2 separate regions of the Mus musculus genome follow, and region 1 is linked to region 2. The links are chromatin loops, found by intact Hi-C in ENCODE. Cell type or tissue: left cerebral cortex. All regions are shown on one strand. Region 1 has its middle 11 kb from the start of Camk1g. Region 2 overlaps Lamb3 (laminin, beta 3).

Region 1 (2,500 bases), 50 kb after region 2:
CATTGATGGCAGGGCCTAAATCACTCCCGGCCAAGCTGTTGCACCAGCCCTGTGTTTGGGCAGCGGGCCTTCAAGAGAGATTGATAGAGAGAAGTGGGCATAACACTTCTGCTTTGTTTTGGCCTAAGGCACAAGAATGTGGCAAACGTGTGCCATGGCTCTGCCCAGAGGACTCCTGGTTCTGCTTCAAGGATGGCTCGGGCCTTACTCTGGACATCTCCATAACAAGCTAATCTTTCTCTGCAGCACTGGGAAATGTTTTGTACTTTCTTCACACTCGAAACTTTAAAGTTTGTTTTTATAAAAATGTGAACCCCCAGAGTACATACCTTAGTTGTCTTTAAATGCCTAGCATATAAAAATTGATTCTTTATTATCTCACAGAACAAAAGAATAAGAGACAGGCAAGTGCCAGAACTGTAGCTTGGGGGTGTGGTTTGGCTGGAGAATTCAGGCTGAGGGCTGTCAAGGAATCATCCTACATATGCCAGAGGTGAGGAAGGGATATTGTCCCTGCAGTGCTGAGTACAGACAGAGTTCTAACACAGGGGCTGTGACCCAGGGCCTGCATGAAGAATGAAGCTTGATCTGCTCTAGTGCTAGGTACCTAGGTACCTAACTAAAGAGGCTTCTGGGCTCCTTGAAGGAGAATTGTCATGTGACCAGGCTAGAGACCATCTGCACCTGCTGCTGAAGCTGTGAGGGTTCACGAGCCCACCTGTCAGTCAGCCAGACCCCTGACCACTACTTTATCATTATCTCTTCTGAGTGAACGCAGAGCTGCACTCCAAGTATCTGAGGATAACCCTGAACTTCTGATCCTTCTGCCTTTTGATAGTTCTGGATTATTAACCTGATGATATCTAGGATCATCTATGAGAACAGTCTGTGCACACCTGTGGGGAGTTATCTTGCTTAGGGTGATGTAGGATGAAGACAGTGGTACCATTCCCTGCACTGTATAAGAAAGAGGACATGAGCTGATGTTTAGTCATGGGTATCCTACTAAAGGGGCTTCTAGGCTCCTTGATGGAGAATTGTCACATGGCCAGACAGGGGACCACCTGTACCTGCTGCTGAAGCTGTAGACCTCACTGCAGCTGGCAGACTGAGAAATGCATATGTGCTTTCTGACTGTGGATGAGACGTGACCAGCTACTTCAGGCGCCTGCTGTCTTGACTTCCTTGCCATTGCAGATTGCACTCTTAAACTGTGAGCTGGAATAGAGCTTTTCTATCGCAAGCTGTTTTTGTCAAAGTGTTTTATCACAGTAACGAGAAGAGGCACATGCCCCCACCTCCTGTGTGCTGGGATTACAAGCATGTATCACCACACCTAGCTCTCCACAGCACCATGCTGTTCATTCTGAACTATCACTCTGCCAACTAAGCCGCCATCTCCAGCTTTAAATGTCAAATTCTCTTAACAACAGGGACTGCACCATACTCATCCTTGTTGCCTTAGTTCTCAGGAGATGCCTAGCACATGGTAAATATTACAAAGAACCCAATATGCCAGGTCTCCTAGGAGGCTGGTGAGGAGGGCCTGCAGGAAGCTCTGAGCAGAGCCTGGGAAAGAACCTCTATGTGTGTCCACTGTTAGACTCAGATAAAACCATCAGTTTCCTATGGAGAAATCCCAACAACATGCAGGCCAGCCAGCTTTCTTGGTGAAGTCCTCTGAGGTATAGTCTTCTTAACCCTGGAGAAGACATTGCTGGTAAGAGGGGACCTTGTGTAGAAGCAGGGCCATGGGACAAGCAATGAGTTGAATTCAGATGACATCATACTGCAGAAAGGTTGATGTTTGGACACAGACATACACACAGGAGGGGGTTCCATATGCAGATGACAGAGACACTGGTGTTTCTTCTGGAAGCCAAAGACACCTAAGACTGCAAGCAAACCCATCCAAAACTAGGAGAGAAAACAGAGAACACGCTCTCTCTAGATTTCCTGAAGGCTGCAGCTCTGTGAGCTCCTAGATCCCACGGCAGCTCTAACTTCCCTCCACCCTGTAGGGTGTGAAAACTCAACTTGGGTGGGTGTAGCAAGGAAACAGAGTCAGCTGGCAGGTCTGTTACACCCTGGAAGGAAAGCATGGAGACTCGCTCCTGCCCTCTCCAGCCAGGGCTATTGCTGGTGGTGTGGAATCGTCTTCACTCCTCCTGTTTTTTTGTTCTCCATCTGGAAACCCCCTCCCCCATGAGCTGTGTGCAGAATGCAGTGTGTCAGAATTCATCACGGGGCCAGCTGTTGCTGTATGTTTTGCGAAGCACAATTCCCACTTTGGGTCTGCCTGACAGCACACTTGTAAGAAAGCAAAGCTCCGTTTTGTGGTTTTGTGCTTTTAACTACCTAGAGACATGTTCATAAGAGCTGATTTGGCCACAGTTCCGTGGGACTATGCCTTTAGGAATGCCAAGCCCACTCCTAAGCTGGCTGGAGACCCTTCACAGTCTAGAGTGACTGCCTGGAGCCGGCAATAATTCCCAGACAT
Region 2 (2,500 bases):
ATACAGTTCCTCATGTTGTGGTGACCCTCGACCACAGAACTATTTTCGTTTTCACTTCATAACTGTAATTTTGCTACTGTTATGAATTGTAATACAAATATTTGTCGTGCAAGACATCTGATATGTGACCCCTGTAAAAGGCTCATTGAACCCAAAGGGATTGTGATGCACAGGCTGAAAACTGCTGACAAACAGGTTAGAACAAGTGTTTCAGGCCAGTTTGATCAGGAAAAACCTTGTGGACAAAGGAGCCTTGAGTTTTGTGAGGCACGAAGGAGTCCAGGCACAGGCAGGAGAAGCTCAGTAGCTGGACAGAACTAGTGAGACAGACTAGTCTGCTTCCCCAGTCCCGAGGACAACCTCCAGGATGCTAACATCGGCAAGCACTGTTTTCCTCGCTGTATGGCACCTTCCGCCTTTTGAGGATGTCGTGCAGATTGGGCAGGGCAGTCTGTGAGAGTAGTCATGGTAGTCACTCAGGAAGTGATGACCACAGAAGCAAGGGAAAGCATGCTCCCTGATAGGAGTCAGGCACTGTCCTACCTGCATTCACTATTTACTGCCCAGAAAGAATGTCCTTTTCTCACGTGACAGACGGGGAGACAGGCACCAAGGGTTCCGTGCTTGCCTGGGGTCAGGAGACTGGGGGACTTGGAGCAGGCTATCCTGGCATGTCCCCTGAGCTCTAATTTTCCTTTGTTCCTGCCACTCAGCCTGTGAGTGTGATCCAGATGGAGCAGTCCAGGGAGCTCCCTGTGACCGACTGACGGGCCAGTGTGTGTGCAAAGAGTACGTGCAAGGAGAGCGCTGCGACCTTTGCAAGCCTGGCTTCACCGGGCTCACCTTCGCCAACCCGAAGGGCTGCCATGGTGAGTAGCAGTCCCAGGAAGGTGTGGGGTGGGGTGACATGGGCTGTCGGAGGTGCAGCTACCAGACCGAGCCTTGTCTCTGGAGTGTTCTCCTCACAGGGAGCCCTGCTCCGTGCATGTGTGCTTCACCACAGTCCTCCAGTAAGTGGCAGCACAGGCCTGGGTTGGAAGGTGGGTTTGAGTCAGCCAGTGCCAGGGTGGGCAGGCCGGCTGCCAAACCGCCAGGTGGCTGGGAAGGCGCAGTGGCCTTATGAGCAAGCCCTGTGACTTCAGTCTGGTCTCATTGCAGAGCTCAACTTTAGAGCGATGTACCGGCTCTGTACAGCATTAGCCTTGAATTCTGTTTGCAGAGTGAGAGTCTGGGACACAGTACCCTGAGGCAGGGCCAAGCAGAGCTTGGTAGGAAGGGTCCCTGGGGTTACTCTCTCCAGTAAGTCAGAGGGCAGGTGCTTTTCCAGTGCTGGGCCCTCTCTGGTGCATCCCCCCCCCCGGGGGGGCCAGCCTCTTTTCAGGAGTCTACCTATGCTCACCAGCCCTTCCTCCCTCCCACAGCCTGTGACTGCAGTATCTTAGGTGCCCGGAAAGATATGCCTTGTGAGGAGGAAACCGGACGCTGCTTGTGTCTGCCCAATGTAGTGGGCCCCAAATGTGACCAGTGTGCCCCTTCCCACTGGAAGCTGGCCAGCGGCCTGGGCTGCGAGCCCTGTGCCTGTGACCCTCGCAACTCCCTAAGCTCCCAGTGCAACCAGGTATGAGTGACAGGCCCTGGGGCTCTTCAGTCACAGAGGGATCCTACCCTCCAGTGTCTCTCATCTCTCCTTTACACTGTTCTCTGGCCTTCCTACAGCCAGGCCAAGCTACATCCGTCCCCTTTCCCCTTGGGGGAGGCCACCAGCTCTCCCTCCCTCTGTAGTTCTCAGCCTTGGGCCGAGCTTGTTTCCCATACCTTCTGGAACTCGTTGCTATAACTTGACTTTGGGCTTGTCTTTGAGTGGGAGCCCTAGTTTTGGGGAGTACCAGGTCTATAGAGCACCAGGTGTGGGGCACAGTCCCCAGAAGCAAAGACCAGAAGGGTTCCCCATGGCATTCTCTTTATTCAGTTTACAGGACAGTGTCCTTGTCGGGAAGGGTTTGGCGGCCTCACGTGTAGTTCTGCAGCCATCCGCCAGTGTCCTGACCAGACCTATGGACACGTGGCCACAGGGTGCCGAGGTACGTGCTTATTACATGATCATGCAGCAGGCATGTAGAGGGGAGGGATAAGGGGTGCTTGGTTGAAGGGCCTTGATATGGTTGGAAGGTGAATATTGATAGCCTGGCTAGCCCTGTGAGTATCTATACTTGAAGACTGCCTGGCCTCCCTGTGTCTGGATCAGGTTAACTAAGGTAGCTCCTCACATTCTAAGGTGAGAGGCAGGGGGCTTTGCTCCCACTCCCTGAGAGTAGTGGCCAGCAGCAGTGGAGAAAATGCATCTTGGGAGCTGGGGACTGGAGTGCTTCCCTGGAGTGCTTATATATCAGCAGTGGCATAGAACTGGAGTCTAATGACCAGCCTTGGTCTCAGCTCTGCCTTGTGGGGTCTAAGCAGTTTGCCCCTCTCATACTTCCTGCTCTTAAGGTGGAGGGAGGTG

Evidence for each region. Hi-C counts contacts between places; a loop is a spot of excess contacts. Peaks named below come from ENCODE experiments on the same cell type or tissue, not always from the same donor. Only the 100,000 strongest peaks of a DNase experiment are listed, where the experiment ranks them.
Region 1: a loop joins it to region 2, with 5 times the contacts of the local background. A loop is called at or near these places in 19 of 42 quality-filtered maps.

Annotation. Positions count from the first base shown.
Region 1 is chr1:193,379,786-193,382,285 of GRCm38, forward strand. No RefSeq gene overlaps it. Among named protein-coding and RNA genes, the nearest start is that of Camk1g, 11 kb to the left of the region's middle. In left cerebral cortex, no CTCF peak of the experiment used is centred here; DNase peaks (open chromatin) are centred at 1,346 and 2,106.
Region 2 is chr1:193,329,327-193,331,826 of GRCm38, forward strand. It overlaps Lamb3 (laminin, beta 3), which reads left to right. Exons shown (of 23, transcript NM_008484.2): 11 at 714-869; 12 at 1,422-1,618; 13 at 1,970-2,081. Among named protein-coding and RNA genes, the nearest start is that of Gm51741, 13 kb to the right of the region's middle. In left cerebral cortex, a CTCF peak has its summit at 1,021; a DNase peak (open chromatin) is centred at 1,054.